Regions from separate parts of the Homo sapiens genome. Here region 1 is linked to region 2. A link is a loop called in an ENCODE intact Hi-C map of the cell type or tissue named here. Cell type or tissue: CD4-positive, alpha-beta T cell. All regions are shown on one strand. Links, peaks and the distances in the headings refer to the core of each region. The heading gives the core; the rest is flanking DNA.

Region 1 (5,384 bases), core at 148-5,147, 50 kb before region 2:
TTTAATCCTGACAACAAAAAGTAACCTAAAGTAACCTGATGTTAAGCAATCAGTTTTTTCTCTGTTGTTCTGTTTCCCTGTTCTCATCTTTCATCTTTCAAGGAAAGTAACTTTGAAATAACCAATCTGCTTTTTGTTCTTTGCTTCTGCTTTTTTCAGTCCTTCTCTGTCTACAAAACCAACCTCCTCTGCTGGGCTCGTTGGAAAACTTTTTTTTTTTTTTTTAAGACAGTCTCACTCTGTCACTCAGACTGGAGTGCAGTGACACGATCACAGCCCACTGCAGCCTACTGCCTCAGCCTCCAGAGTAGATGGGACCACAGAAACCCTGCACCACAGGCATGCACAACCATACCCAGCTCATTTTTTGTTTTTGGTAGAGACAGGGGTCTTCCTATGTTGCCCAGACTGGTCTAGAACTCCTGGATTCAAGTGATCCTCCCGCCTCAGCCTCCCAAAGTGCTGGGATTATAGGCGTGCACCACCATGCCTGGCCAGAACATTTTGGAATGAAGCCCAGTTCTAGAATTGCAAATGAAGCCAGTTAAGATCTTTGAGGCCCGGCTCCACGGCTCACGCCTGTAATCCCAGCACTTTGGGAGACTGAGGTGGGTGAATCACTTGAGGCCAGGAGTTCAAGACCAGCCTGGCCAACATGGCCAAACCCCGTCTCTACTAAAAATATGAAAATTAGCCGGCTGTAGTGGCTCATGCCTGTAGCCCCAGCTACTCCAGAGGCTGAGGCAGGCGGTGGAATTGCTTGAACTTGGGAGATGGAGGTTGCAGTGATCTGAGATGGCGTGACTGCACTCCAGCCTAGGCAACAGAGCAAGACTCTGTCTCAAAAAAAAAAAAAAAAAACTTTAAAACTAAATCTTCTGCTGTAATTCCGTTTTTGCCAATTATTTATTTTATTTAGTTATTGGTCATTGCTAGTGAGAGCCAATCACGATAAATTTATAACAGCAAAAGCTCTTGCCATTGAGAAATAAATACAATTCTGAAATGGAAAGAACACAGCCCAGGCTTTCTTTTTCATTCATTACTTTGGTGGAGTTCCTGTATTTGGCTGCTCAATGTTTTGAACAAGTAATCTTCTCTCGTCTGTCTTTTTTCAACAAGCTCCAAGCATGATGTAGCCTCCATTGTATGAGGGGTAGCGGGGAGTAACAGTTAAATTCATTGTTTAAAAAAAGGTACCACTCTATGTGTTCTGCAACTTTTTTTTTTTTTTTTTTTTTTTTTGAGACAGAGTCTTACTCTGTTGCCCAGGCTGGAGTGCAGTGGTGCGATCTTGGCTCACTGCAAGCTCCACCTCCTGGGTTCTGCCTCAGCCTCCGAAGTAGCTGGGACTACAGGCACCCGTCACCACGCCCAGCTAATTTTTTTTGTATTTTTAGTAGAGACGGGGTTTCACTGTGTTAGCCAGGGTGGTCTCAATCTCCTGACCTCGTGACCCACCCGCCTCAGCCTCCCAAAGTGCTGGGATTACAGGTGTGAGCCACCACACCCGGCCTAACTTAGTTTTTTCAACTCAAGCATTTGTCTTAGAATTTTTGATACATATAGATCTGGCTCATTCCTTTTTTGTTGTTGTTGTTTTGTTTTTTTCGAGATGGAGTCTTGCCCTGTCCAGGCCGGAGTACAATGGTGCGATCTCGGCTCACTGCAACCTCCACCTCCCGGGTTCACACCATTCTCCTGCCTCAGCCTCCCGAGTAGCTGGGATTACAGGCACCCACCACCACGCCCAGCTAATTTTTGTATATTAGTAGAGACAGGGTTTCACCATGTTGGCCAGGCTGGTCTCGAACTCCTGACCTCGTGATCCACCTGCCTCGGCCTCCCAAAGTGCTGGGATTACAGGCGTGAGCCACGGCACCCAGCCTGTGGCTCATTCCTTTTAATGGCTTCATCATGTTACATAATATCAAAATACCCCCATTTATTTTGCCATTCCCCTATGAATGGATATTTAGGTTGTCTCAATTTTTCACCATCATAAACACCAGTCTAAAGAGTGTTTCTTGTACAAGCCTCTTTGCATACTCTGTGCAAGCATTTCTCTTAAAAGAATAATTGCTGGGTAGTAGAGAGTGTATGTTTTTATTTTTAATACACACTGCCTAATTATTCCCCCAAAATAGCTGCGTGTCGTTGTTGTTGTTGTTGTTGTTGTTGTTTTTAGTGGAAGTACTGGTTTTTTCCCAGTTGTTGCTGGATTTTCTTGTTATTTGCATTTTCCCTGATTAATGAGATGAACATCATTTCATAGACATAATGGTCTTTATTATATCTTCTTTTGTGACTTGCCTGTTTACATTCTTTGTCGATTGATCCATTGGGTTGTCATTTTCTTATTGATCTATAGGAGTTTAGTTTATATGCTGAATATTAATGCTTTGCTGTTGGGTTGTAAATACTTTTTCGTAGGCTGTTGGCTATTTTGAAATAGTTCATAGTACCTTTTCTTATTCAGAAATGTAAAAATCTGATATAATTAAAATGATCATTCTTGTCTGTTTCTGCTTTTTCTTTTGATGTCTTTTTAAAGAAGGCCTTCTCTACCCCAAGAACTGGATTATGTTATGTTAAATTATGTTTTTGTTTGTTACCAGATTTTTTTTAATATATGGTTTCATTTTTGAACTCTTTGTTCTGTTCCAATGATCTGTTTGTTTTTCCTGTTTCATTAACCACACTGCTTAATTATAAACTGACTTATTTAGAAGTTATCCACACTGCGGTTAACACTGAAAAAAGCAAGATAGGTCAGATTGTCCTTTGTGCTTTTGTTCTTCAAAACAGGACCTCAGAAGAATCATTGACATAGAGTGAGGCTTGTCTGTTGCAGCTACCGGGAGTTAAATGGAAACTAACCTCTCCTGCTCTCATTTTAGCCTTGACAGGAAGAGTGTTCTATCAAGAGAGGCTCTGAGCTGTTGGCATCTGGGTTAGAACTTTGAATGCATTTAACCAGAGAAGCACTGTTATGCACAGCATTTAGGATATATATATTGTTTAGGATATATTAAATGCACATTCTTATGTAAGCAGATTTTTGTGAGCAGTCTGACAAACAAAACTTCAATTGTAGAACCACTCTGAGAAAATAAATTTAAGTTGCAAAAACAGATGTGACCTTTTGGACATAATTCTTAGCATCACTTCTACTTACCACATTCCTGAGATAGAACCAAAAGCAGAAGAAACAGTCCCTGACTTGAAATTTTTAACTTTACAGTTAGCAAAAGGTAACATAACAAACAAAAGTTTTTAATGAATCAGAAGTTTTAGCCTAAGACCGAACATCTAAAAAAAAAAAAATGGAGTAGGGTCACCACTACTTAGGAGCCCCCACCTCCCTCTCCCACTCTCCTCCAACCCTATAAACTTCTAGAGGCAGACCATGCCTTTTTTTATCTTTGTATCCCCAGTTTCTAGTTCAGTAGCTTGCACAAAAGCTTTAGTGAGGCACAAAAATTTTTTATATATATATACACACACATATATACATATATACATATATGTGTATATACACACATATACGTGTGTATGTATATGTATATATACACACGTATATATACATATATATACACACACACATATATATATATAGATTTTTTTTTTTCCGAGATGTGGTCTCACTGTGTCACCCAGGCTAGAATGCAGTGGCACTATTTTGGCTCACTGCAACCTCCGCCTCTTGGGTTCAAGTGATTCTCCTGCCTCAGCCTCTTAAGTAGCTGGGATTACAGGTGCCTGCCACCATGCCCGGTTAATTTTTGTATTTTTTGTGGAGATGGGGTTTCACCAGGTTAGCCAGGCTGGTCTCGAACTCCTGTCCTCAAGTGATCCACCTGCCTCGGCCTCCCAAAGTGCTGGGATTATAGGCGTGAGCCACCACGCCCAGCCTAGATATATATTATATCTAGATATGTTATATCTAGGGAGAAAGAAAGAATTAAATTCAAGAAAAAGTCATGTTATTTTATTTTATGGCCCTTTCTTCTTTTGTTTTGTTGACTCAGCTATCCAATTTATTTCCCAGACTTGACTCCAGGTGACTGTTATTTCCAAAACCTACTCTCAAAAAACTAAGATTTTCATGGTATTAGAGGTGTTTATGAGATATAAATAAGTAAATAAAATTTTATACCAATTAGAATTTTTTAAAAATGTCCTGTAGACTTTAGAGCAGGAGTCCTTACCCATATTTATGACATGGACACATCTTCATGTGTTTGTGAAACCTATGGATAACTTCTCAGAAACATACCTGAAATTAGGCTGGGTGCAGTGACTCACACCTGTAATCCCAGCCCTTTGGGAGGCCGAGGCAGGAGGATTGCTTGAGCTCAGGAGTTCAGGATCAGCCTGGGCAACATGGCTAAACCTCATCTCTATTTAAACTTCTTTTTAAAAGGAAAAAAATATCAAAAAGGAAAAATATCTGAAATTACAGAAAATGAAACATATAAGATTGCGAAAGAAATCAAAATATTAAAATACAGCTATCAAAACATTCTTTTATTTATTTATTTATTGAGACGGAGTCTCGCTTTGTCGCCAAGGCTGGAGTGCAGTGGTGCGATCTCAGCTAGCTGCAACCTCCACCTCCAGGGTTCAAGTGATTCTCCTGCCTCAGCCTACCGAGTAGCTGGGATTACAGGCACCCACCGCCACACGTGGCTAATTTTTGTATTTTTTAGTAGAGGCGGGATTTCACCATGTTGGCCAGGCTGGTCTCGAACTCCTGACCTCAAATGATTCATCCACCTTGGCCTCCTAAAGGGCTGGGATTACAGGTGTGAGGCACCACGCCCAGCCTATTTATTTATTTATTGAGACGGGGTCTCACTCTGTGAGGCCAGAGTGCAGTGGTGCAATCTCAGTTCACTGCAACCTCTGCCTCCCAGGCTCAAGTGACTCTCCCACCTCAGCCTCCCAAGTAGCTGGGACTACAGGCGCATACCACCATACCCAACTAATTTTTTTTTTTTCTGTAGAGGCAGAGTTTCACCATGTTGCCAAGGCTAGAAAACATTTTAAAGACCAAATTTATGATAATAACATATAAGGTTGTTTATTAATGCGTTAAATAAGATTTGATGGTAGGAGCACAAACTGCTACAATTGTTGAAGTAGTGAGACATGTAGTGATCTGCAATCACTAATGTAATAGCACTGTACCTATAATTTATAGAGGTGGCAAAGTCACAGGTACTGTTTATACTACTGTGGGTTGTTGCCTATATTCATAATTGAAAAAGATGTTAAATTTCAATTAGAAGTTAGTGAAAATAGGCCGGGCGCAGTGGCTCACGCCTGTAATCCTAGCACTTTGGGAGGCCAAGGCAGGCGGATCATGAGGTCTAGGAGTT
Region 2 (5,384 bases), core at 139-5,138:
GAGAATTGCTGGAACCCGGGAGGCAGAGGTTGCCGTGAGCCACGATGGCACTACTGCATTCCATCCTGAGAAACAGAGTGAGACACTGTCTCCAAAAAAAAAAAAAAAAAAGAATAGCTCCACCTTGCTGACCTACACACCTACACACTTCACTTTCCACAACATTGCAGGAGAGATTTTATCCTCTTTATAACTGAAGAAATTGAGACAGAGAGGTTAGCTCATCTGCCTAAGGTCACAGAGCTAGCTAGGAAGTGGCAGAGGAGATACTGGAACAAGGTCTATGGGATCCCAGAAAACCTCAACTTCTCTGGACCATTCCTTCCTCTGCAATGCCCTCACAAACTCTATCACAGCACTACTCATGGAGCTTCAAAACCATATGTTTACCTGTCTTTCCTCCCACATCAATTGCAATCCCCTCCTGAACGCCTTGCTTTCTCCTCTTTGTACTCTAGGGTCTGGAATATGATGAGTGCTCAATGGATGATTGCTGAATTATCTATTTATTATTGTTATTATCATTATTATTATTATTAATCCTGCAGTCACCTCGGGTTCCATCATGTAACTGTGAAAACATTTCCTATCCTTTTTTTCTAGGACAGTGGTCCTTGACCCTGTCCCCAAAGCTGAACACTCCCTGGAGTTGCCTGCAGCACCAGACAGCTTTGGGCTATGCACGGCTCCACCCTGTCCCTGAAAACTGAGCAAAATGCCAACATGGAATAAAGTTTAACTCCCCTTCATCTCCGAGTCACTGCTGTAGCCCTTCTTTGCCCACTGCTCCCATCTGCTTAGAGGAGGCAGAATAATAGAAGTTACAGGGTCAGCCCTATAGGGTTGAAGTCTAGGCTGTGTCCCTTCCTAGCGTGTGACTTGAGCACTTTTAGAACTCCTCCAAGTCACAAGGTCCTCATTTGTAAAATGAGGATGATAATAGAATGTATCTCACAAGAAAAAGTGATTGTCAGAGTTAAATAAGATTATGCCTACAGCATTTATCCCTATTCCTGACAAAAGTAAGTGTTCCATAAACATAACTCAAAATTATTATCTCGTTGGTTTTACAAATTTCTGCTCAAGTGTTCATGGATAAATAGTTGTTCGCTAATATAAATTTTCATGTTAATTCTACACAGGAATATTTTCTCTGTAAATAATGGCTCCTGAAGTTATTTGATGTTCAGTGTTCAAAAGGATAAAATATAATGGCAAAATATCCACCAGGGAGACTGGAGATTTAATCTCCATCAACTAACATTGCTGAGGTGGCCGCTTCTGCACAGACCATCCACCATGAGATTCACTTAAACAGATGCAAGTTGTTCTTGGCTAATCCTTTTGTTTTTTCTTTTTTTCTTATGCTATTTTGCTCCAACAGAAGACCCTTAAAGTCTAGGAGCATTGCTATAGCAATTCTGGTTCTTTCTTACTAGACTGATAGGCAAAAGATCAAATAATCTTTTTTTGTTAAGGTCTTTTGAGTACTTTACCCTATAAGCTAAATGCTTTACCCTTGTTCTCCAGTTTAATCCTCATGACAAGTGGAAAAGATATACAATTATTTTCACCATTTTGTATATGAAAAAATTGAGGTGTTGAGAGGTAATATCATTTGCCCAATGTCATATAACTGAAAAGTGGGGAAGCAGGGAATCAAGCCTAATTCTGTTTGACCCCAGAGCCCAACCAAGCTCCTATTCATGACACCATCCAGTCAATTTTAAAATGGATTTAAATCACATTTGTGTGTTCCCTTCTATTTTCAGGTATCGAACATCCGTATCTTAAAGTCAGTAGTACATTGATGAATGTTTAACAGCTAGCTTTCCAGGAGAAAAATCTGTGCTTGCTGATTTTTCACGGTGTAAATACACCCACCATGGCTGATTTCAAGACACTAGTGTGATGTCAAACAGTTCACAAAATTTCTGAAAATGTAACCATCAGCTCTCAAGAGCTGGCTCACATGGTCCATGCACACACCACTGCTTTCTGTCCAAGTTAAAGAATAGGTTTCCTGAGTGCATCTACCCCATTCCGTCTTCCAGGTCAATGATTCTCCATCCTGGCTGCACTTGAATCAGCTGGGAGCTGATAAACAGCTGACACCATGCCCCACCTCCAGAGATTCTGATCTAATAACCTGGGATGTGGCCAGGAAAGCAGTATGTTTTCTAGCTTCTTAGATAATTCCTATGTGCAGCCAGGACTGAGAAACTCTGCTTTAGAAGAAAATACTCTACTCATCACCCACTCATTTCATCAAAGATTTGATGAATATATAAGAGATGCCATATCTATATTATTTCCTTTTTTTTCAACTTTAACTTTTATGGGGTGAGTAACCCAGTGTGTTTCTTTATAAAATTTTATTTAAACTAGTACTCTCAAGAAATGATTTCTAGTACCTTTTTCTATCATTTAAACAGTGACTGGTATATAACAGAAATGCAATAAAGTGTAGCTATCATTGTTTTCATTGTTATTGTTACCACCTTAAATTTAGTGATCTGTAACAACTTTGATGATTCTCTTATCCATTGCATTCTGTAATTTGCACTTGGTTGAGTCTCAAGTAATTGATGCAAATATGTTTATCTTCAGGACAAAATTTTCAGCATCTTTCCCCAAACAGACACAAAATCAGGGATCTTCCTTTCACTCGGAACAACCTAGCTCCCCTACCAGATCAAAAATGTAAGTATTATGAATCTTCCGCAGCTTCCTTTGCAAGTGTTAACATATCTAGACACAACTAAATGTTATTTCCGTTTACTTTCATTTTTCTTTTTTTTTTTTTGAGATGGAGTCTTGCGCTGTCGCCCCGGCTAGAGTGCAATGAACATGATCTCAGCTCACTGCAACCTCCACCTCCCAGGTTCAAGCGATTCCCCTGCCTCAGCCTCCCAAGTAGCTGGGATTACAGGCGCCTGCCACCACGCCTGGCTAATTTTTGTATTTTTTTTAGTAGAGATGGGGTTTTGCCATGTTGGCCAGGCTGGTTTCCAACTCCTGACCTCAAGTGATCCACCCACCTCGGCCTCCCAAAGTGCTAGGATTACAGGCGTGAGCCACCACGCCCAGCCCTACTTTCATTTTTCAAGGGAACATCAGGTGCCAACACTTATAAATTACAGGAAAACAGAGACCATCTTTAAAGCTTTTTTTTAAATGCTTATTTTTTTTAAAAAAATAACACTCCCTCCCTTTAGGAATTTTTGTGTTTGAACTATTGAAACAATAACAAGTTTATTTTTACATGTATTATTTAATGTCTTTAGGAAGGTGCTTTAAAAATTCTCTTTTAAGACTGGCCTCCTGATATCAGTTTCCTTACTATACTGGACAGATAGAAATGTACATCGCCTCTGTACTCACAGTCCATGCATTCCTAAGCAGAAAAAAAAATGCAGTTCATCAGGATTACTTTTGGTATTATTGATTTATTTTATATGAAAAAAATTCTCCTAATATAAAATATTAATATACTCCATTGGGCCAGTGATCTTCAAACTTTAGTGTGCCTAAGTATTACCTGGGGTGTTTGTTGTGAAGTAGATTCCTGGGTCCCCCACCCAGAGATTCTGAGTTTGAATATTCTCATATCTATACTCTGAAGCATAATAATAATAAAGCAAGTTTTATTATTATTCCCATTGTAGAGCCAGGAACAAAACTACAGGACACTGAGTCTACTGCCTCATGAAATAAGCAATACTTACTGGATTCTATTTTCTTTTTTTCTTCCAATTGCACCCCACTGCATTTATCACAGACAAACACACACACACACAGCCCCTCCACATCCTCCTAAGTGCAGGTTAGACGATTTAGGAGCTGTCCTATTTCAGATAAGTTTCTCAACCTTTCTGTACTTTAGTTTCCTCACCGTCCATAACAATAGTGCTATTCTAATAAGATTTATCGGAGTACTAAATGAGATAACATATGTAAAACACTTGGCACACTGTTTGCATAGAGTATATATCCAGTATGTCTTTCTCCCCTAGGCTAGGGTTTGAAGGAGACAAACCAAGAGCTCTAGAACTCTTTAGGTAAAAACAATGAAAAATAGGGTCTTAGTACAACTCTGTCTTTTGGCAGATAAGGAAACTAAGAGGTAGAGGGATATGTCCAAGGTCACACAGAGAGTTAGTAGCAGAAACCAAGACCTCTTCCTTGACAGATCAGTTCCTCTGCCCTTTACAGATGTGTGTAAAGTGAACGTTTTGGATGGTGTCAATTCTATCATTGAATGAAATTCAAGCCCGAACCTGTCTTTAAGCAGAACTGTAGCCACAAAAACATCTAGTTAAGGAAAGAGCCACTCAGTCTTGAATGCTGTTGGAGCTTGGAGAAGCCGAAGAGAGGTTTTCTTTGGCAGGGCCCAAGAGCTTTGCTTTTCACAGTTAAGTTTCAGGAGAGAAGGAAAGATAAAGATCTTTGATCAACTTAGCTCTACAAAAAAGAAATGAAAGGGCCCACAGTGCTTTTCTTAAAAGAAGCCTGAGAGCCTTTTGAGGTTTGCATAAAAGCACAGTACAAATGTCTTGGGCCTTCTTTAGAACCTTGTGAGCAGTTTTTGAACATCAACAGCTACTCCACTCCAAGGAAGAGCTCTGCCAGGCACACACAGCCCAATCATGTTTGATCACACTTGGTACAGTCTTCTATGTGTGCATATTTGAAATCCCAGACTTCATGCAGCAAGCCTGAACAGATATATATACAAGATATACATACACAGCTTCTCTCTGCAGTCTAGCTCTCACCAAGACACACTTCTTAGAAATGCCTCGACTCCTAAAACACAATACAATTCTCCTGCCGCCTTCCTGTTAGAGAAGCAAATCTTGAAAGTCTCTTGTTCTATTCTTTCTTCCCAGTTCTATCTGGAGAACCTCTGCGGACAAACCGAGTGCTTCCTGCAATTCCAAGTCAACGAAGACACAGCACAGCAGCAGAAGAGAGTGAACATTCTGCCAACCCCACCAGTGATGAAAATTAACTGTGGGCCACTCGCTGCAGAAATGTAGATGAATATGTATTTTCAACTCTCAAAGGACAAGATTACTCCAGTTTGTAAGAACGAAGACCAATTTAGTAAGCTGCATTCTATAAGCCATCAGTTTTATAACTCGAAATTCTTTATTCCAAATAAAGATACTCCCTAAATAAGCACTTAGAATATTTGGGTGTGCATATTAAGTCTGTGAATTTCTGTGACTTCCACATGCCAAAATTAAAAGACAAAATATGTTATCAGTAGGAAAACTGAGCTATGTTTGGTTTGCTTTGTGGCATGTGCACTGTTTTTTTGTTATTGTTCTTTGGTTGTTTTTTTGCTGAATGATTTTATGTTTTGGGAAAAAAAGTAC

The links. Peaks named below come from ENCODE experiments on the same cell type or tissue, not always from the same donor. Only the 100,000 strongest peaks of a DNase experiment are listed, where the experiment ranks them.
Region 1: a loop joins it to region 2, with 4 times the contacts of the local background. A loop is called at or near these places in 10 of 110 quality-filtered maps.

What each region holds. Positions count from the first base shown.
Region 1 is chr5:56,150,062-56,155,445 of GRCh38, reverse strand. All of the region lies in intron 6 of ANKRD55 (ankyrin repeat domain 55), which reads left to right. Among named protein-coding and RNA genes, the nearest start is that of ANKRD55, 81 kb to the left of the region's middle. In CD4-positive, alpha-beta T cell, for the core only: no CTCF peak of the experiment used is centred there; DNase peaks (open chromatin) are centred at 225 and 2,835; H3K4me3 peaks cover 504 bases; H3K27ac peaks cover 2,489 bases.
Region 2 is chr5:56,099,813-56,105,196 of GRCh38, reverse strand. ANKRD55 (ankyrin repeat domain 55) reads left to right here. Exons shown (of 12, transcript NM_024669.3): 11 at 2,611-2,703; 12 at 4,893-5,384. The coding sequence ends at 5,014. Among named protein-coding and RNA genes, the nearest start is that of IL6ST-DT, 110 kb to the right of the region's middle. In CD4-positive, alpha-beta T cell, for the core only: no CTCF peak of the experiment used is centred there; DNase peaks (open chromatin) are centred at 2,808 and 4,565; H3K4me3 peaks cover 848 bases; H3K27ac peaks cover 2,648 bases.